2 separate regions of the Homo sapiens genome follow, and region 1 is linked to region 2. Evidence: chromatin loops called from intact Hi-C (ENCODE). Cell type or tissue: sigmoid colon. All regions are shown on one strand. Each heading gives the region's core, and the rest is flanking DNA. Links, peaks and the distances in the headings are about the cores only. Region 1 overlaps PLD4 (phospholipase D family member 4). Region 2 overlaps LOC124903398 (a long non-coding RNA gene).

What was found. Hi-C counts contacts between places; a loop is a spot of excess contacts. Peaks named below come from ENCODE experiments on the same cell type or tissue, not always from the same donor. Only the 100,000 strongest peaks of a DNase experiment are listed, where the experiment ranks them.
Region 1: it touches region 2 in a loop (10-fold over the local background); 19 of 110 quality-filtered maps call a loop at or near these places.

The regions. Positions count from the first base shown.
Region 1 is chr14:104,930,395-104,940,621 of GRCh38, reverse strand. PLD4 (phospholipase D family member 4) reads right to left here. Exons shown (of 11, transcript NM_138790.5): 7 at 9,680-9,880; 8 at 8,735-8,874; 9 at 8,445-8,610; 10 at 8,267-8,363; 11 at 7,386-7,857. The coding sequence ends at 7,658. It overlaps AHNAK2 (AHNAK nucleoprotein 2), which reads left to right. Exons shown (of 7, transcript NM_138420.4): 7 at 1-3,369. The coding sequence ends at 2,559. Among named protein-coding and RNA genes, the nearest start is that of PLD4, 11 kb to the right of the region's middle. RefSeq lists enhancers at 627-1,127, 7,420-8,318 and a silencer at 6,956-7,415. In sigmoid colon, for the core only: a CTCF peak has its summit at 7,064 (motif pointing left); DNase peaks (open chromatin) are centred at 7,111, 7,711, 8,531, 8,591 and 3 weaker places; H3K4me3 peaks cover 2,030 bases.
Region 2 is chr14:105,037,387-105,048,940 of GRCh38, reverse strand. The region is part of intron 1 of LOC124903398 (a long non-coding RNA gene); the gene reads right to left. Among named protein-coding and RNA genes, the nearest start is that of CDCA4, 22 kb to the right of the region's middle. RefSeq lists an enhancer at 1,356-1,455 and a silencer at 2,991-3,250. In sigmoid colon, for the core only: CTCF peaks have their summits at 2,846 and 3,047 (motif pointing right); DNase peaks (open chromatin) are centred at 1,384, 2,697 and 3,040; H3K27ac peaks cover 277 bases.

The sequences.
Region 1 (10,227 bases), core at 2,142-10,141, 110 kb after region 2:
GCTGACCACGAAGGGAAAGGGAGTCCCTTGAAAATGCCTAAGATTAAGCTTCCATCATTTAGGTGGTCCCCGAAGAAGGAAACAGGGCCAAAGGTGGACCCAGAATGCAGCGTGGAGGACTCAAAACTCAGCCTGGTTTTAGACAAGGATGAAGTGGCCCCGCAGTCTGCCATCCACATGGATCTGCCTCCTGAGAGGGATGGAGAGAAGGGGAGGAGCACAAAGCCTGGCTTTGCCATGCCAAAACTTGCACTTCCCAAAATGAAGGCTTCTAAGAGTGGGGTCAGCCTGCCACAGAGAGACGTGGATCCTTCCCTTTCTAGTGCCACAGCAGGGGGTAGCTTTCAAGACACAGAAAAGGCCAGCAGTGACGGTGGTAGGGGAGGACTTGGTGCAACAGCAAGTGCCACAGGAAGTGAGGGTGTGAACCTCCACCGGCCACAGGTCCACATTCCCAGTTTGGGCTTTGCCAAACCTGATCTCAGATCCTCCAAGGCCAAGGTGGAGGTGAGCCAGCCTGAAGCTGACCTGCCTCTTCCCAAACATGATCTGTCTACCGAAGGTGACAGCAGAGGATGTGGGCTCGGGGATGTCCCAGTGAGCCAGCCTTGTGGGGAGGGGATAGCCCCCACACCTGAAGATCCCCTCCAGCCATCCTGTAGAAAACCAGATGCTGAAGTCCTCACAGTGGAAAGCCCAGAGGAGGAAGCCATGACCAAGTACTCGCAGGAAAGCTGGTTTAAAATGCCCAAGTTCCGCATGCCCAGCCTTAGGCGCTCTTTCAGGGACAGAGGCGGGGCTGGAAAGCTGGAAGTGGCTCAGACACAGGCACCGGCAGCAACAGGGGGTGAAGCAGCAGCTAAAGTCAAAGAGTTCCTTGTTTCTGGGTCAAACGTGGAGGCAGCTATGTCCCTACAGCTCCCAGAGGCAGATGCAGAAGTGACAGCTTCTGAGAGCAAATCATCCACAGATATTCTAAGGTGTGATCTTGACAGCACAGGCTTGAAGCTGCACCTCTCCACTGCTGGGATGACTGGGGATGAGCTTTCCACTTCTGAGGTCAGGATCCATCCATCCAAAGGACCTCTCCCTTTTCAGATGCCTGGCATGAGGCTTCCAGAAACCCAGGTTCTTCCAGGAGAAATAGATGAGACTCCTCTTTCCAAGCCAGGACATGACCTTGCCAGCATGGAGGATAAAACAGAGAAATGGTCTTCCCAGCCTGAAGGTCCACTTAAATTGAAAGCTTCAAGTACTGATATGCCATCCCAGATTTCTGTGGTTAATGTGGATCAACTGTGGGAAGATTCTGTCCTAACTGTCAAATTCCCCAAATTAATGGTACCAAGGTTCTCCTTCCCTGCCCCCAGCTCAGAGGATGATGTGTTCATCCCCACTGTGAGGGAAGTGCAGTGTCCAGAGGCCAATATTGATACAGCCCTTTGTAAGGAAAGTCCGGGGCTCTGGGGAGCCAGCATCCTGAAGGCAGGTGCTGGGGTCCCTGGGGAGCAGCCTGTGGACCTTAACCTGCCTTTGGAAGCTCCCCCAATTTCAAAGGTCAGAGTGCATATTCAGGGTGCTCAGGTTGAAAGTCAAGAGGTCACTATACACAGCATAGTGACACCAGAGTTTGTAGATCTCTCAGTACCCAGGACTTTTTCCACTCAGATTGTGCGGGAATCAGAGATCCCCACGTCAGAGATTCAAACACCTTCGTACGGATTTTCCTTATTAAAAGTGAAAATCCCAGAGCCCCACACGCAGGCTAGAGTGTACACAACAATGACTCAACACTCTAGGACTCAGGAGGGCACAGAAGAGGCTCCCATACAAGCCACCCCAGGAGTAGACTCCATTTCTGGAGATCTCCAGCCTGACACTGGAGAACCATTTGAGATGATCTCTTCCAGCGTCAATGTACTGGGACAGCAAACACTCACATTTGAAGTTCCTTCTGGCCACCAGCTTGCAGACAGCTGTTCAGATGAGGAGCCAGCAGAAATTCTTGAGTTTCCCCCTGATGATAGCCAAGAGGCAACCACACCACTGGCAGATGAAGGCAGGGCTCCAAAAGACAAACCAGAAAGTAAAAAATCTGGTCTGCTCTGGTTTTGGCTTCCAAACATTGGGTTTTCCTCTTCTGTTGATGAGACAGGTGTTGATTCCAAAAATGACGTCCAGAGATCTGCTCCCATTCAAACACAGCCTGAGGCACGACCAGAGGCAGAACTGCCTAAAAAACAGGAGAAGGCAGGCTGGTTCCGATTTCCCAAATTAGGGTTCTCCTCATCTCCTACCAAGAAAAGCAAAAGCACCGAAGATGGGGCAGAGCTGGAAGAACAAAAACTTCAAGAAGAAACAATCACGTTTTTTGATGCCCGAGAAAGTTTCTCCCCTGAAGAGAAGGAAGAGGGTGAACTGATCGGGCCTGTGGGCACTGGGCTGGACTCCAGAGTGATGGTGACATCCGCGGCAAGAACAGAGTTAATCCTGCCCGAGCAGGACAGAAAAGCTGACGATGAAAGCAAAGGGTCAGGCCTGGGACCAAATGAAGGCTGAGAGGTATGGCTCATCAGTACAAGAGAGATGCAAAAAACTAAGTTGGAAAGTAAAGGCTACACACACATATGGAGCACCCCATCCCACAGCACATTACATCCACCTCACTTCACAGAACGGAGAACAGAGCAGAAATGACCAGAACACCTTTGTCACCATCACACAGCCCTCCTAAAATGGAACCAAAGCTTCCCAGCTCCCTCAAAGCTTTGGATGCAAAGAAGGCACCCTGACTTCCACAAGACACCAGAATTCACACGGTACTCAGAGGCACTGCTGGGGAAGTTTGTTGGTCTTTATTAGATAAATTTCCAGAGACCTGTCCATAATACCCAACAGAACATGACTGTTTCTTTGAGGAAAGGGTTATAATGTCTGTGGTGTACAAGTCGTTTTTGGTATAACTTCTTTCCTGCTGCTGCTGCTTCCCGGCAAACATAGTTTTCCTATTTCAGGCAGAGTGCGGTATATTCCAGGAAACACTGTTTCCTACTCACTTAGCTTACTTCTTTGTTGAATGCCTCACTAATGGCAAGTTTCAAGATGTTTTGGGTGACAATGCACACATGCTGGGCAAAAGGGTGATGGCCAGTGGCTGGCAGCTGGGCCAGCAGAAGCTAGGACATCTGTGAGTTGTCATTCTCATCTATCCATGTCCACTGGCCTGCCAGCATCCGCCAGTGCCTTGCCAGTGTGCACGGTCCCACACTGTGGCCCCTGAGTCCCCTAATGTACACGCTGCAGCCAGAATGCAGATGGAGCTGGCTTGGCTGTTCCCTGGATGGGCAATAAAGAAAGTGCTGCATCCCATGCTGAAGGCTGCTGAGGTCTTCTGTCTCAGGGTCGAAGTTTACCAGGGCTTTCCTCCCACACACTCCTGGTCTCTACTAAGCAGCTCTAGAGAACAGTCAATGAGGAACATTTGGGTGGTTGCCTACCTATCATCCATTTGTCCAGGTCCTCCTCTGAGCCAGAGGCTGTGAGGAAGACAAGGAAGATAGGGCTGAGTTCACAGTGTGGCAGGGACACAGACGTACAACCCTCCCTCCCTCCCTCCAGCTGGAGGCAGTGTGGGATGGGAGATGGAGTGCAGAGTGGGGACAGCACAGAAAGGTGACCTTGGCCATCTTTAGTGGCCCATCCTCAGAAGCTTCCTTCACCACAGAGGCGCTCTTGGGCAGCCCACAGGAAGCAAATCCACGTGGCGTAGCGGATTGAGGTTCAAGGGTTTCCCTACAGTCTTTCAGTGGTCAAATCTCTTCCCAGATGCCCCTGCCAGATTCATGGGTATGCAGTGTTCAAGGGGGCAGTTGGAACTTGCCCCCAGCTCCCTCCTGGCCTAGGTGGGCTCCTGGTGAGAAGCGCTTATGGCCCCCTGGGGAGGTGGCTGCTCTCATGGCTGTGGATATGGGAGCAAGAGCTGGGCTGTGAGCCAATCTGGAGGACCGCAGTGCCTGGAGGGTGAAGGCCACTCCGAGGCTACCACTCGTGCTGCCCTGAGAGGTTCCAGAGGGGTGACAGCTATGGGGTGCAGGAGCCTGGGCAGGGGAGAGGCTGGGTTCTTTCCCCATGCCACCATGGGCATATGTTCCCTGTGCTGAGTTGGGGAGGCCCGTGGGTGTCATCCAAGTTAGGGCACATAGAAGCCTCTAGAAAGTGAACTGACACAGGTCCCCTGGGGGCTCATGAGCAGGGGAAGTGGGAAGGGAAATTTGGTGGACACTCATCCCAGTTAAGCAAGGCCATCACCCTCTCCCTTCCCAGGGCTTCCTGCCTTCTCTACTCCAACTTGTGTGTGCCAGACAAGCTAGGTGAGTGCAGCCCAGGGGGAGGAGTCTGCTTGGCTCCATGGGGCTTTTGTCCCTCTCTGATCCAAGAGTCAAGGCCTGGGATAGTGGGGACCTTGGTGCTAGAGGCCAGAGAGACAGCTGTCCCAGCATGTGAGGAGTGGCTGAGCAGCAGGGGCCCCCACAGGGTTCTCGCGTGGCCTTGGTTCTCTGTGTATGAGTTATCTATGCTGCATAAGAACATCACTACAAATTAGCAACTTAAAACAACACACATTTATGATCTCCCAGTTTCTGTGGATCAGGAGCCCAAGTGTGGCTTTGTTGGGTTCTCTGCTCAAGGTCCCATTAGGCTACAATCAAGATGTCAGCTGGGGCTGTGGTCTCCCCTTCAGGTATGACCAGGAAAGCAGCCACTTCTGAAGCTCACGTTGTTGCTAGCCACACTCAACTCCTTGTGGATGGGATGATTGAGGGCCCCAGTTTCTTGCTAGTTGGGGGCTGGAGGCAACCCCAGTACCCTGCTACATGGGCCTCTTCATAGGACAGCTCATAGCCTAGCAGCTCACTTTTTAAAGCTAGCAAGGGATAGACTGCTATTCCTTGATAATGTTATAATCTTATGTCACATGATCACAAGGTGTCACAGGAGTGACATCCCCTTACCTCTGTATTCTATTGGTTACAACAAGGCACAGGTCCTGCACACACTCAAGGTGAGATCACACAAGGGCATGCATACCAGCAGGTGGGGGTCAAGGGAGCCATTCTAGAGTCTGTCTGCTATAGCCCAGAAGGGGCCACATTGTGGCACCCTCCTGGGGTCTCCCAAGCCTTGTCAAGCTGGATTTCCTTTGGAATAGGCATCTGCCTTGAAGCAGGCCTCTGTCAGTGCCACTGAGGTGTGACTGCCAGTCCCCAGGTGTGTGGAAAGAGGCCTTTCACTGGCTGAGGGCCACCAGCCAGTTGTCCAAATCACAGCCTGGAGCACAGAGCCCTCCTAGAACATAGTTGGCAGGCCAAGAGAGCAGGCCAAGTGCTCTGAGACACATTCAGGTATAAGGCCAAGAACCAGGGAGCAAACCCACACGTGCAACCCTGGAGGGCAGAGCTTAGTCTGGGATGATATCGGCTTCTGAGCCAGGTGTTGCCACGAAGCTTTTTGCCAGATGGTTACTGAGGAGATATGGAGCATGAATGAGGGATAGGAAGCCACAGGGAGCAGCCACTGCAACTGCCAGAGCTTGGCTTGGCCAAGTGCAGCTCACACACAAAGCAGCCCCCAGAAGCTCCTGAAGGCCTTGCAGGGCTATGTGGATCCCTATCCCCCTGCAGCATCTGCAGCAAGCTTTTCACAAGCTTGGGCAGGGAGGCAGGATGGGTGTAGGAGATTTCTGCACAGACAGAATGCTGAAGTCTAAGGTGTCCTTTAGATGGGGGAAGTATGAGGTCACTAATCGAACAGAAAAGTAACTTGTACTGTACCTGAGATGAACTTTGCTAGCTTTCCCCAAAGCAAAGAGGGAAGAGGAAGATATGGCTGAGTTCACAGTGTGGCAGGGACACAAATGTAGGAAAGAAAAAAGTAGAGAAGGGTAGGAAAAGGAGAGAAGTAGAGAAGGGTAGGAAAGTGGTGCCTCAAGACCGGGAGAGCATTCGGGGCACCCTGGGGTCCATTCAGCATCCAGTGCTCCTTCATACCGCTGAGCCATCCCTGAACTCCAGCCTAGCATGGCCCCATGGACCTCCACCAGGGGAGGGTACCCTGTGGTCTTGGTCAGGAACCATCAGGTGAGATAAGCCAGGGTGTTTTGAGAATCCTTCTGACCCAGCATTCATAGCAGAAGAGTGGGAACTGAGTTGCCAAACCTGGGTTCAAATCCTGCATCTGCAGGACAGGTGCCCAGGTGGCTCCCAGGATAGGGTGAGTTCCAGTGGAGCTGCATCCAAGTCCTGGTCTCAGACTGGAGTCACCTTCCTGCCCTCCAGCTCAAATGCTGGTCCTCTCAGCCCCATCCACCAACCCTGGGCACTGCATCCCCAGGACAAGCCTGCCCCCACATGCTTGGACCCACCCTGCACAACAGCCCACAAACCACACAGCCTTGTGCACCCCTACCCTCGCCCGCCTGTCTCCCCAGCCCGCACGCAGGACCTGTCCCCTCAGCCGCGGGTCCCCTCCCGCCCTCCCCGTCCCCTCAGCCCCGGGTCGCCTCCCGCCCTCCCCGTCCCCTCAGCCGCGGGTCCCCTCCCGCCCTCCCCGTCCCCTCAGCCGCGGGTCCCCTCCCACCCTCCCCTCACTCAGCCCCGGATCGCCTCACATCCTCCCCGTCCCCTCAGTCGCAGGTCCCCTCCCGCCCTCCCGGTCCCCTCAGCCCCGCTCCCCTCCCGCCCTCCCCTCACTCAGCCCCGGGTCGCCTCCCGCCCTCCCGGTCCCCTCAGCCGCGGGTCCCCTCCCGCCCTCCCTGTCCCCTCAGCCGCGGGTCCCCTCCCACCCTCCCCTCACTCAGCCGCGGGTCGCCTCCCGCCCTCCCGGTCCCCTCAGCCGCGGGTCCCCTCCCGCCCTTCCCTCACTCAGCCGCGGGTCGCCTCCCGCCCTCCCTGTCCCCTCAGTCGCAGGTCCCCTCCCGCCCTCCCGGTCCCCTCAGCCCCGCTCCCCTCCCGCGCCGCCCCTGTCCGGCGCCGTAGGAGCTGCCCCCTGGCGGTGGGTGCGCGGCGCTGCGCCTTGGTCTGCGTTTCCTCCGCTGGAGTCCCGGGCGTGGGCTCCGCGCCTCTCGCTTCCCCCGGCAGCCTCGGGGCGGGAATTTGGGTTCCGGAGCGCGGCAGCCCGGCGCGGGGTGGGAGGTGGAGGGTTCGCTCCGCCTGGGAGGCCCGTCTGGTCCCCGCCCCGCCCCGCCCCAGGTTCTCGCGGACCCGGGGCTAGCTGAGGCGCTGCCACGGCGGTCGCGCGGCGCAGTTTCGCAGGGGCGGGCGCATAGAGGCGGGCCCTTGGCAAGAGGATGAAGGGCCGCCCGCGCGGGACTCACACAGAGGCACCGGGAAGCCACGAGTTTTTTTTAGGCCTGGCCTGTGGGCCAGGAGTCAGGGAAGGGGCTTCCTGGAGGGCTCCCTGGAGGAGGTGGGGCTCAGGGGGGGCTGGACTCGGAAATCAGAGAGCAGGCGGGCGGTTTGCGACGCCCGGGCGGTCGCAGGCGGCTCCTGGCGCAGTGCGGACCCGGGCTGCTTGCGGGAGGAAGCGGCTGAAGCCCAGGCCGGGGTCAGAGGGGAGGGCGCGTGCGGGGCGGGGTCGCCGAGAGAAAAAGAGGCCCCCCTCAGCCCTGCCAAACGCAGTCCTGGCCCGGAGCCTGTCCGTCCAGGCCGACGGCGTAGCGCGAACTCCAGTCCCGCTCAAAGAGCTGCCGCAGCTGCTCCTGCACCGTGGCCCCCGCGGGCTGCGCGCCAGGGCTCTGGGTGACCACCAAGCCCACCCCCGCCGTGCTGCTGAAGTAATCCTCCGACCAGTTGGAGGTGCCTGCGGGGAGGATGGAGGAGACACTGGGGCGCCGGCTCCCACAGGCCCCTCTGCAGCCCGCTCAGCGCCAGGCCCGGCTACGGGTTTGGGGACGGTTGGCAGCTGGCCCCTCCACTGTCATCAGACTCCAGCCGGGGAAGCCCCTCGCTTAGGTGCGGGAGGGACAGCTGGTCGCGGTAGAACTCCACCTTCATCACTTGGGGACAGGCGTCCTGACTCAGTGTTCTGGGGCCCTGTGGGGCCAGGTGACAGGCGGGTGGCCTGGTCCCCGGAACTCCATGGAGACCCCGTCCCCCTTCAGCAGCAGCCCCTCCCTCCTGAGGTGTCCACGCCGGTCACAAAGCCAGTGCCTCCCTCGCCCGTGCCTGGCCACCCTGGGGCCCGCCCGCCGTGATCTGATCGCGCTCACCTATGTAGGCTGCCTTCTCCGTGACCATGAACTTGCTGTGGTTCACCCTGCTGAATGGGATGTTGGAATGGTTCCCCACCGGCACGATGAAGACTTTCTTAGGGGAGCAGAGGCAGCGCGTCAGGAAGGGCGGCAGGAGGGCCGCCTTTCCCACGCCCGGCCGGGAGCACGCCCTCACCACGTCCACAGAGACGTTGGCCGCGGGGTTGCTGAGCGCCTGCAGGGACCGCAGGTAGGGGAACATGGTGGGGTCCGTGTTGAGTCCGCAGCCGACCAGCAGGCGCACGCGCACGCCCTTGCCGAAGGCTGCCGCCCGCAGCGCGTTGTCCAGCACCGGCCAGTACCTTGGGGTGGGGAGGGACGGGGCTCTGCTTACAAGCCGGGCCCGATAGGGGTCCCAGCAGGAGGGGACGTGCCCAGGAGCTGCCCGTCAGCAGAGCAGGCCGCCCACCTCCCACTCAGACCTACCTCGGGGGGTGGCTGAAGCGCGTGGTGGGGAAATACTCCATCACGGAGGCATAGATGAACTCCTGGGCGCTCCCCATCACCGCCAGCAGCGCCTCCAGGTCCCGGGTGCGGCCCTGGGGACAGAGTGCTGGTGGCGACGCCTGTGACGGGAGAGAAATCCCTGAAGGCTCTGCCAGCCCAGCCCATTCTGAACTTGTGACCCCACCATGCACCACCTAAGAGGCCCCATGTGGTGTGGAGGGAGGGGGCCCAGGTGCCTGGAAATATGAGGAAAGAAGGGGTCGGCTCAACAGGGGTCCTGGGGACTGGCTCTGAGGCCTGGCGGAGAGAGTGGGGAAGCAGCTGGACTGCCCTGGGCTCCAGGCTGGATTGACGTCCCAGAAACAGTTCCTGGCCACAGGGAAGTTTATCCACTCCCTTCAGGGTGCCACCCCCACCCCCATCTAGGGAGGCTTCCCTTGTTCTGATACAGCCTCTACTACAGACCAGTCCCTCGGCTGGCTGGAGGGCTGTCCACCCCCACCCCCGTGGGCTGATAAAGGAGGATCTGCCCACCCCTCACTCTTCCCTTCCTTCCCCGCAGAGCAAGTGGGGTTCCCCTCCCTCTCCAGTGCCCAGCTAAGCCCCTTGGCCTCGCCCAGCAGTCTGGAGACTCCCAGGGCCCCAGGTCCTCCCACCACCTCCCAGGCGGCCTGTTTCCCAGGGATGGTGCTGACCAGCTGTCCTCCTGGAGCTAAGCCTGCCTCCAGGCACAGCCCAGAGCCTACTGATGCCAGCCTGCTTGCTGCTCACCCCAGGGCCACAGCCCCACCCATGGTGCTGGCTGCCTGAGGACCCAGCTGATGCTGCTGGTGTCTGCAGGGCCAGCCCAGAGGGCTCCCTGTGGGTCTGGCCAGCCAGGGGAGAACAGGGGCCTCTGATGGGCTCCTTCTCAACCCGTCTTACTGAGAAGTAGGCAGTGGTGGGCACCCCATCAAAGAGGCCGTGGAAGGGCTGGAAACGGTTGAAGTGAGATGAGAAGTTCTGAGGCCAGGTTTTGGGGAGGACAGCCTTGGGCACCCCCAGTACCCAGTAGGTCTGGAAGGTCTTCTCCAGGTCTTGGGCCAGGTGGCTGCAGTTATAGATGACAGCGCCAAGCTCCTTCACCTGCAGGGACCAAAGTCAGGCGCTGTGGGAGAAAAACCCCTCTGTGGGGCCTCCACCCCACTCCACCCAGGCCAGGGATGTTGGGGCAGGTGCAGTCCCTGCCCGACTGGTCCCCACTTGCGGGAAGCATTGCCTGTAGGAATCTGTAATAGAGTGTGCTGGTGGGAGGAGTGCCCAGCGGGTGCCTGTGTTTTTGAACATTGTATTCCAATGATCAAAGCAATACACGTTTATTACAAAAACAATAGAAAATGCATCAAGCCATTAAGAATGGGATCATTCTTAATCCCACTGTCAAGTGATAACCATGGTTGCCTTTGCCATGACCATTCTGACACGTTTTTCAT
Region 2 (11,554 bases), core at 1-8,000:
CTTCGGAGGCTGAGACAGGAGAATCGCTTGAACCCAGGAGGCAGAGGTTGCAGTGAGCTGCGATCGTGCCATTGCACTCCAGCCTGGGCAACAAGAGCAAAATTCCTTCTCAAAAAACAAAACAACAGCAACAACAAAAAAACACAACCAAAAACTGTTTACTCAGGCTGGGCGCGGTGGCTCACGCCTGTAATCCCAGCACTTTGGGAGGCCGAGGCGGGCGGATCACGAGGTCAGGAGATCAAGACCATCCTGGCTAACACAGTGAAACCCCTTCTCTACTAAAAATACAAAAAATTAGCCGGGCGTGGTGGCAGGCGCCTGTAGTCCCAGCTACTCGGGAGGCTGAGGCAGGAGAATGGCGTGAACCCAGGAGGCAGAACTTGCAGTGAGCCGAGATCGCGCCACTGCACTCCAGCCTGGGAGACAGAGCGAGACTCCATCTCAAAAAAAAAAAAACCACTGTTTTCTCACAGCTCTGAAGCCAGAGTCCACTTTTTCATCTTTTGCTGCCACACAGCAACAAATAAGAGCCTCGCTCCCACGTCAGATCCCAGCCTTGGGGACCGGGCGCCGTCTCACCCACCGGTAGGGACAGCAGGGCTAGGCTGAGACACGCAGAGTACCTGGCTCAGGCGAGGGACTGCCTGAACTGGCTGGTGTCACAGTGGCAGGAAAGTTACCAGGCATAGCCGGGTGAGGTGGCACCTGCAGTCCCAGCTGCTTAGGAGGCTGAGGTGAGAGGATCATTTGAGCCTGGGAGGTGGAGGCTGCAGTGAGCTAGCACTGCACCACTGCACACGGGGAGGCCAGGAGACAAAGGCCCGATGGGACCTGGGGATGACACCTCTGTGGCGGTTTCAGAGGGCGCCTGAGCGCAATGTCTGCAGTGAAATTTAAAAATGGACACCGGACCTGTGGGACCCACGGCAGTCACCATCAGGTGGGGAAGCTCTATGCAAAGACAAACCACTCAGAGTGAAACTCGGGGGGTGGGGCTTACCTGATGGGAGGGGCAGCTACGGGGACCTTGCCCAGGGTGAGGCCCAAATGGGACCAGGCACCCAGAAGGGAGGCCCAGCCCAGCCCTTAATGCTGAGACCCTCGAGGGCTGTGGGCGGAGGGCAGCAGGTTGAGTCCCTGCAGGACGGGCGCAGCTGGGGAGGTGGAGGTTACGGGCCTGCCTGGCTGCTCACCGCCCCGCGTCTGCTCTGGCAGTGAGAGAGGGTCACAGCATGGCTTTGTCATCAGCCACTGACCACTGACCACAGGCCCTGGCCCTGTCATCCAGCTTGTGCTGCTGGTGGGAGCTGCTGAGGTGGCCAGCGCTAGGGGCCGCCCTGTGTGGAGTCTGGGCTCACTCACTGTCTCTCTCACCATCGACCCCTTCCTCCGCCCCGCTTGACCTCACTCAGGCACTCCCTCCACGAGGTGCTCCTGGGGCACCCCAGGTAGTGAGGAGGCCACAGTGAAGGCCGCTGTGACCCACGCAGGGAGGCGGGAATGAGGAGGGGAGCCCCGAGGGCCACCCCTGCCTCCAGCACCATGCCCTGCCGCCCTGCCCTCCAGCCTCTAGCCACAGTTGCCTCTTCAGACAGGGTCCAGGAGGGGCAACACTGCTCTGCTCACTGCCCTGTCGTTACCTGAGTAACGGTGACAGGGAGAGAGGACCACACACCTCCTCGCCAGCTGGAGAGAAGCCCCCGGACCTATGGAACTGTTCTCCCAGGTCCTACTGTGACGAAGACACCTGCACACCAGGGGAAGGAGCAGTTCAGAAGCAGCACCTCAGGCTCTCCGGAAGGCCCTGTGTCCCGTCCACACCCGCTCCCCTCCGACCATCCCCACTCTGCCTGGCATGGCAGGGGCTGTGGATGCCTCACAGCGACAGCCCAGGGAGAGGCCGCATAGGCCAGGGAGGCAGGGAGAGTTTTGTTGGGAATTCTGGGATCCTACTGCCTGGAGTTGGGGCAGGGGAGCACAGCCCAAGGAGGTCACATCCTGGTGGCCCTGCAGCCTCCTGGCATGTGGGAGGACATGCCTGGAAGAGACAGCATGAGGGGGGACCACATATGGAGGACTTTTTTTTTCTTTTGAGACAGAGTCTTGCTCTGTCACCCAGGCTGAAGTGCCGTGGCATGATCTCAGCTCACGGCAGCCTCCACCTCCTGGTCCCCTGAATAGCTGGGACCACAGGCGTGCACCACCACACCCAGCTGGTTTTTTTTTTGTTAGGGACAGGGTTTCACCACATTGCCCAGGCTGGTCTTGAACTTCTGGACTCAAGCAATCTGCCTGCCTCAGCCTCCCAGAGTGCTGGGAGGGATTACAGGCATAGGCCACCACATCCATCCTTTTTTTTTTTTTTTTTTTGAGACAGGGTCTTGCTTTGTCACCCAGGCTGGAGTTGAGTGCAGTGGTGCAATCTCAGCTCACTGCAGCCTCTGCCTCCTGGGTTCAAGCGATCCTCACACCTCAGCCTCCTGAGTAGCTGGCATCACAGGCATGTGCCACCATGCCCAGCTGCCCAGCTAATTTTTACATTTTTTATAGGGACAGGGTCTCACTGTTGCTCAGATTGGTCTTGAACTCCTGGCCTCAAGCAATCTGCCTGCCTTGGCCTCCCAAGGTGCTGGGATCGCAGGAGTGAGCCAGCCCCCAGTGCTAGCAGTGCTCTTGGGTAATGAACGTGTGAATGAGAGCACACTGAATGGTCGCGTGGGGCGGCCACCCTCCTGAGGGACAGCTCACTATGGACAGGTGATACCACCACTTGGTACCTCCTTTCTTCATCCATAATTTGCGAATGGTGACAGTGACTGTCCCACAGGCCTGGTGGGGTATTAATTCAGATAGTACACGTCCCACACCTAAGATGAGCCTGGCACAAAGCAGCGCTCAAAAACACACATCTTCCTTTAACTTCCTCCTCGGTTCCCCCAATGGGGGATCTTGCAGGCAAAGTGTTGACGAAAGGTCCGCCCGTTCCCAAGAACGACCCTAGAGGGCGCCAGGCAGCGGGGCTTGAATGGACCGGGCGGGTTTCGCTTTCCCGCTAGTAGCCGCCCGCGGCCGCCAGGGGGCAGCAGCTGCAAAGGGCGCCCGTGGGCAGCCGGGCCGCGCCTGTGGCCACGCAGTGCAGAGGCGGCCCCATCCGAGCGCTCGGGCGGGCGGGAGCGGAGCCGGAGCAGTGTCCCCGCCACCGCGGAACCTTCGCAGGCGGAACATTTTGCACATCCTTCCAGACCTTTCCTAAATCCTTACCTGCCTGCACAGGCACTCGTGGAAAATACGCGATACTGCCTTGTGTGTATGCATTTATCCAGCTTTTTATTTTGAAATAATTCCCAATTTTGGGGCTGGGCGCAGTGGCTCACGCCTGTAATCCCAGCACTTTGGGAGACCGAGGCGGGCAGATCACGAGGTCAGGAGTTCGAGACCATCCTGGCCAACATGGTGAAACACCGTCTCTACTAAAAATACAAAAAAAAATTAGCTGGGCGTGGTGGCGTGTGCCTGTAATCCCAGCTACTCGGGAGGCTGAGGCAGGAGAATCGCTTGAACCAGGAAGTCAGAGGTTGCAGTGAGACTCCGTCTCAAAAAAAAAAAAAAAAAAAAAAAAAATCCCAATTTACAGAAGGTGGCAAACACCGTGCAAAGAGACCCGGATATTCCTGTCCTGCAGATTCGCCATCTGTGAACATTGCCCCGCTATTCCTTCTCTCGCTCCTGCTTATATGGCATTTGAGAATAAGCTGCAGACTCCAGGCTTGCTCCCCTAAACAGCTCAGAGAGTATTTTGGAAATAAACGAACTCTCTCCCAAGTAATTGCAGTGAACCTTGAAAAATCAGGAAGCCACCACTGATCCAATGTCCCCATCGACTCCGCAGAGCCCCTGCCAATTTCCCCGCTGTCTCAGTGAGTCTTTGTGGGTCTTATGGGTCTTTGTGGGATGGCCCTCGCTCTAGCCTTGCCTGTTTCCTGTGGCTTCTTCATTTCCAGGAGGAACCCCTCAGAAGTGAGACTTTCCTCTTACAGCAACCTACCGGAGGCCCACGGGGCCAATCTGGCCATCGCTGGTGATGATAACCCTCATCGCTTGGGTATGATGGTGTCTGCCGCCATTCCCCACTGAAAAGTTAATTAGTAAGCATTTTGCATTCATTAATGAATAAGCAATTATTACACCGTTTCTGGGGAGAGAATTTGAGGTTTCCACTATGAGGTCAGGCTTACCCTTCTCTCTCATGTGTGTATGTGCGGGTCTCCGTCCATTTTGTCTTGCTATAAAAGATTACTTGAGACTGCATAATTTATCAGAAAAAAAAGAGGTTTACTTAGCTCACAGTTCTACAAGCTGAGAAGTTCAAGGGCATGGCCCTGGTGAGGACTTTCATTCTGTGTCACAAAATGGTAGAGAAGGCAGGGCACAGTTGCTCACACCTGTAATCCCAGCACTTTGGGAGGCTGAGGTGGGTGGATCACCTGAGGTCGGGAGTTCAAGACCAGCCCGGCCAACATGGTGAAACCCCGTCTCTACTAATAATACAAAAATTAGCTGGGCGTGGTTGCACATGCTTGTAGTCCCAGCTACTCGGGAGGCTGAGGCAGGAGAATCGCTTGAACCCAGGAGGCAGAAGTTACAGTGAGCCGAGATCGCGCCGTTGTACTCCAGCCTGGGCGACAAGAGCAAAACTCCATCTCAAAAAATAATAATAATAATAATCCAAGATCTGGGCACTAGGGGTGCTCACTGTTTCCAGATCTGTAGAAAATACATATGCCTATACACACACACATAGATATATACACACACATAGATATACATCTGTATTTCCAGCTATCCATATTGGAACTGGATTTGTACTGATATCTCCAATTTCAATCCACCCAGCCAGAAGTTGGTCCAGTCTGACCACTTTCCTAATTTGCAACTCCCTTCTCCGAAACGAGAGTCCTCAAATCCTTCATCCCCGATGCTTTTACTTATTTGTGCAATCCCCAGCCCTCTCCAACGTCTCTTTCTTGGCTCCTTGGCAGGTTAAAAGCTGGCCCTCAAGGAGGAGGGAAAGGGGAAGTAGGAAAAAGGAAGAAATGAATGGTCTGAGAGTTCCCTCTGTTTGCAAGTGAACAGTGAGCCTGCCAGTGTTCTGAACATGGGCAAGACATGAGACACCTGGGTCTGAGACAAAGACTTTGTTACTCACAGCACAGCAGGCAGCACGAGCTTCATATTCCCCCCAGCCCCCCAGCCCCACGGACAATGAGGAGTGGCTCCGGTGGATGCTGTACACACAGCTAAGGAACCCTGGGTTAGGAAACACCAGTCATTTAAAGGACTGCTAGCAAACCTGCCCAGTTTCTGCCCAGAGGGAGAAGCCATCTTTATTATCTTGGACAGCAAGCAAATTTGCCCTCTGCCTGGAGGGAGACACATGCATGACGCTGAGGATTCACGTGTGGACATTGGGACCCCAGGGCCTGAGCTGAGACCCCAGCACTGCCCTTTACTCTCTGGGACCTTGGACAAGTGACCCAACCTCTCTGTGCCTCGCTGTCCTCATCTGGAAAATGGAGACAATAACTGTATCCAGGTCACTGCTTTCTTAGGAAGATTAGCAAGACCAGTATACAACGTGCCAGGGTCATCTATGCTGGGAAGGGCTGAGTGGGCTGCAGACAGGGCCATGGATGGCCTCTCTGAGCAGGTGCTTTTGAGACCAGACCAGTGGAAGTGGGGAGCAACCTTGCAGCTGGTCTGGGTCAGGCGCAGGGCAAAAGCCCAGGGCAGGGAGCACTTCAGGTGCTCGAGAAGTGGTGAGAATCCACGGGGAGCAAGAGCCCAGGAAGCCAGGCATCGACAATGGAGTTCCCTCTGAGCACCTGAGACGGCTGTGCCGGGGACTCCTGAGCAGAGGCCAATGCAGCCAACTCGCATTTAAGGGCCCGCTGGCTGTCGTGGAAGTGCCTGGATACTCAGGAAGAGCTACAAGCATCTGGAGGCGGCCCAAGGGTGCAGGTGAGCCTCCGAACTGGGCAGCAGCGCGGGCGGTTGCAGGTGGGTAGATCCTGATGTGTGTGAAGGTGGAGCCGAGGACGCTGGCGGGCAGATGGGAGGTGGAGGTGAAAGAAAGAGGCTGCAGGAGGAACCCAGTGCTTCGGAGGAGCCTCAGGTAGCTGGTGGTCTTCCTCTCCTGTTACCACAAATTGCGTGGTTTCAAGCAGCCCACCTTTCTTAGCTTGCAGTCTGTGGGTCTCTGCTTACGCTGGAGTCAGGCGGCAGCTGGTCACGCTCTGGTCTGGAGCTCAGGGTCCCCTTCCAAGCTCGCTCCTGTCGCTGGGAAGCCGGGTGTGGGACTGAGGAGGTCCCTGCCTCCTTGTGGTGTCACTGATGGCTGCTCCCTGCTTCTGGGGGGTGCTCATGTTCCTTCTCACGCCCCCCGCCCTGTCTTCAAACCAGCATCCGCACCTTGAAGCCTTCCCAGGCTTGGACCTCCCTGACTCCCCCTCCTGTCACCAGCCACAGAAAACTGTCCTCTTTTCAAGGCTCCCGGGACTAGGTCAGGCCCACTTGGGAATTAGCGTTAAGCTCCACTCTGCCGTGTAAACTCGCCCGACCTTGGGAGTGGCACCTCCGCAGAGGCACCAGTTCCAGGGGCTGGCGCAGGGGAATCTGGGAGAGCACATGTTCTTAGAATTCGGCCTAAACTGGGGTGCTTAAAATAAGGGCACGGCTGACACGCAGTGGCCTCCTGGTTCTTTTGGTGCAGGGTGGATGGCGTTTAATCCAGGACTGGAGAGGCGCCTGGGGAGTAGGCGGTGACAGAGGGGCGGTGTGAGGGCTGGGATCCGGAGCCCTGCAACACTGGGAGGGGGCGGAGAGGAGGGATGCACAGAGGCTCACGAGGAGGGGCTGGTGGGAAGAGCAAGTGCAAGGGTTGGGCAGGGCAGGGCAGGGCCCACAAAGTTTGGCCCAAGGCCCCCAGTGGCTTGGAGAGGAGAGGAGGGTGGAGGACGGCTGGCAAGCCCATAGGTACATAAAGGCCTCAGGAGGCCAGCATGGTGACTCATGACTGTAATCCCAGCACTTTGGGAAGCTGCAGTGAAAAGATCGCCTGAGTCCAGGAGTTCAAGACTAGCCTGGGCAACATAGGAAAATCCTGCCTCTACCAAAAATACAAAAATTAGCTGGGCATGGTGGTGTGCGCTTGTTGTCCCAGCTGCTCGGGAGGCTGAGGTGGGAGGATGGATTGAGCCCGGGAGATTGAGGCTGCAGTGAGCCATGATCACACCACTGGTGGAGAAAGAGTGCACCCCAGGAGTTTGAGACCAAGAACAGCAAAGTAACTGTGGCCACGGGGGTGTGGGAAGGTTTTGGGGTATTTGCTAGTATGAAAGGAAAATATGGGGACCCCAAAATCACTAAGCCAAAGTGAAAAGTCAAACTGGGAACTGCTGGCAGGCAGACCTCCCTCCAATCCTATTTGTAAACAAGACAGCTACAAAGATTAAAAAGCTACATACCTCCCACACAAATTGCCCACAAGGAAATTCCTTGTGATGTGTTACCCGTGGAAGGTGCTCCCCACTCCCTGCTTCGAGTTGTCCCACCTTTTTGGAACAAACCAATGTGTTTCTGTTTCTTTTTTTTTTTTTTTTTGAGACAGAGTCTCACTCTGTCGCCCAGGCTGGAGTGCAGTGGTGCAATCTCAGCTCACTGCAACCTCTGCCTCCCGGGTTCAAGCGATTCTCCTGCCTCAGCCTCCCAAGTAGCTGGGATTACAGGCGCCTGCCATCATGCCCAGCTAATTTTTGTATTTTTGTAGAGACAGGGTTTCACCATGTTGGCCAGGCTGGCCTTGAACTCCTGACCTCAGGTGATCCACCCACCTCGGACTCCCAAAGTGCTGGAATTACAGGCGTGAGCCACCGTGCGCGGCCTTATGTATTTCTTTCTTTCTTTCTTTTTTGAGATGGAGTCTCGCTCTGTTGCCCAGGCTGGAGTGCAGTGGCACGGTCTCGGCTCACTGCAACCTCCGACTTCCTGGTTCAAGCGATTCTCCTACCTCAGCCTCCCGAGTAGCTGGGATTACAGGCGCCCGCCACCATGCCCGGCTAATTTTTGTATTTTTAGTAGAGACAGGGTTTCACCGTGTTAGCCAGGATGGTCTCGATCTCCTGACCTTGTGATCTGCCCACCTCGGCCTCCCAAAGTGCTGGGATTACAGGCGTGAGCCACCGCACCCGGCTGGCCTTATGTATTTCTTAAATGTGTTTGATTGATGTCTGTGTCTCCCTAAATTGTATAAAACCAAGCTGCACCCCAGCCACCTTGGGCACATGTTCTCAGGACCTCCTGACGGCTGTGTCACAGGCCATGGTCACTCATATTTGGCTCAAAATAAATCTCTTCAAATGTTTTACAGAGTTTGATTCTTTCCATTGACATGTTACTGGTGAAAGGTATCTGAGTTACTGGCAGTGAATCCGTACAGGTCTGTGGCAACCTCAATTCTTGCCTCCTCAGAAGAATTCGACCAATGGGCATAAGCAGAAGGAGAAACTGAGGTAAGTTTCAGAGCAGGGGTGAATGTTTATTAAAGAACTTTGGAACAGGAATGAAGGGAAGGAAAGCACACGTGGAAGAGGGCCAGGTGGGCGACTTGAGAAACCAAGTGCACGACAATCTATACAATTTTTCTTTTCTTTTTTTGAGACGGAGTCTCGCTCTGTCACCCAGGCTGGAGTGCAGTGGTGGGATCTTGGCTCACTGCAACCTCTCCCTCCTAGGCTCAAGCGATTCTCCTGCCTCAGCCTCCTAAGTAGCTGGGATTACAGTTGCACGCCACCACGCCCAGCTAATTTTTTTGTATTTTTAGTAGAGATGGGGTTTCATCATGTTGGCCAGGCTGGTCTTGAACTCCTGACCTCAAGTGATCCGCCCACCTCGGTCCTCCCAAAGTGCTGGGATTACAGGCATGAGCCACTGCACCTAGCCCAATCTATACAATTTTAATCATGTTGAGTATAAAATACAATTTCCATAAGCCTTTTATAACCTTTTATTAAGGACTGGGTTAATACTCCAAGAAAACCTTGTTAATCCGACACAGAGGCCCATATGCTGGGCTTACATCAGTGTGCCTTCAACATTAATGGTTAACTTATCTCTCAAAATCACCCCTTACAATCCACACACCCGCCTCTTCCGCGATAGTCCCTGGGCCTTCAGGAACTGAACTGTTTTAACTGGTTTTGGTTTGATTTCTGGCCTGTGTCTCAGGAACGCGGTTTATTTTGACTGGCATCTTCTATCGGGTCTGAGGATGAGGCTTTAACTGCTGTCAGTGTTTAAGATTTAGCAGGACTTTGGCTAGTGGGGGTGGCTCATGCCTGTAATTCCAACGCCTTAGGAGGCCGAGGTGGGTTGGGAACTCCTGGGGTCAAGAGTTCCACACCAGCCTGGCCAACATGGTGAAACCCTGTCTCTACTAAAAATACAAAATAGCCAGGCGTGGTGGTGCAAACCTGTAATCCCAGCTACTTGGGAAGCTGAGGCAGGAGAATCGCTTGAACCCAGGAGGCAGAGGTTGCAGTGAGCTGAGATCGCACCACTGCACTCCAGCCTGGGTGACAGAGCGAGACTCTGTCTCAAAAAAAAAAAAAAAAAAAAAAAAAAAAAAAAATTAGCAGGACTTGGTGTCCTTTTTAGACCCAGGAGTCAAAGCCCTGTAACTTAATGGCATAAGGATTTTAAAAGCACGTACAGAAAATTACACAGATGTAATAACTTTAATTTAAAAACATTTTAATCTCAATTTTTCTAAGCAAATCACAACTTAGGAATTATTTCAATAAAGTGTAAAAAGCCAGTTACCCAAAGGCAAAAGAAAAGACCTTCTGCAGTATGAGTGCTGTTCCCTGCGGGGAGTCCATTTAGATCACCGGCAAGGCAGAACTGATGACAAGGTACTTGAATTAGTTACACATAGTGTAGCAGGACAAGTCGCAGACAAAACTCCTCAGACACCGGATTAAAGAAGGAAGAGGTTTTTATTCAGCTGGGAGCGTCGGCAGACTCACGTCTCAAGAGCCGAGCTCCCGGAAAAAGAAATTCCTAGCCCTTTTAAGGGCTTACAACTCTAAGAGGTCCACGTGAAAAGGTCATGGTAGATCAAGTAAGCGTGAGGAACGTGACTGGGGGCTACATACATCAGCTCACAGAACAAAAAGTTTTACATTGCTTTCTCATACAATGTCTGGAATTTACAGATAACACCAGTAGTTTTGGTCAGGGGTTAACATTATTATTATTATTATTATTATTATTATTATTATTATTATTATTATTTTAACCACGAGGGCCAGGTGGTGGCGCCAAGGTCATCTAGCTATTTATCTTACTTCTGTTTCTTTCCAACTTTTTGCTTTCTCCCTTTTCTCTTGTCTTATAAACTAGGGAAAAGGGGAGGTGGGGGAGAAGCTGGGAAGGACAACAGGAGAAGTGGTGGTCTCATTCCACAATAGGAAGAGTGTTTCCTGGGTCATAAGCGAAAATTTTTGGATCCATAGAACAATTTAAAGCAAGAGCACAGAACGTTATGTTGGAAGGAAACGCGTCCTTTAGAACTCTAAAACAAAACATTTTCTAGCATCAGGTCACAATAAACAGAAGCTGAAGAATAAAAAACTTACAAGAGTTAAACACTAGTTGAAGGACAGAGTTATTCTTTCAGGCCTATTAAAAGGGGAGAGAAAGCGGAAAACAGAGAGGTGCAATGAAGTTGAACTTTGCATACAAAAATAATAATGTTGTGTAACTTTATTAAGAGTAAAGCAATACCTTAGGAAAATTTCATTGTTCAAACCAACTTTTTAGGAAGTTTTTAAATATCAAAACCTAATCTCTAGAAAGACCATTATAAACAATTTCCCTTTAATTATGACAACTATAAAAGTTTTTTCCATAAATCCTCTTCTTATGATTTACACAGACCATTCATGACGTTTGGACTTTCTGGTTTGTCCTGAACATCCCTCTTTCATGAACAACCAGTCATTTTATTCTAGGACAAAAATTCACCAAACAAGATTCTTTCTCATATAAAATTATTTTTCTCTAAGCATTTTTTTTTTTTTGAGACAGAGTCTTGCTCTGTCACACAGGCTGGAGTGCAGTGGCATGATCTCGACTCATTGCAACCTCTGCCTCCTGGGTTCAAGCAATTCTCCTGCCTCAGCCTCCTGAGTAGCTGGGATTACAGGCATGTGCCATTGTGCCTGGCTAATTTTTATATTTTTGTAGAGACGGCATTTCACCATGTTGGCCAGGCTGGTCTTGAACTCTTGACCTCAGGTGATCCACCTGCCTCGGCCTCCCAAAGTGCTAAAAAGGATTACAGGCATAAGCCACTGCACCGAGCCAACTTTTTTTTTAATACTAAAAATGCCTCTTTATTTTTCTTTCTTTTTTCTTTTCTTTTTTTTTTTGAGACGTAATTTTGCTCCTTGTTGCCTAGGCTGGAGTGCAATGGTGCGATCTCAGCTCACTG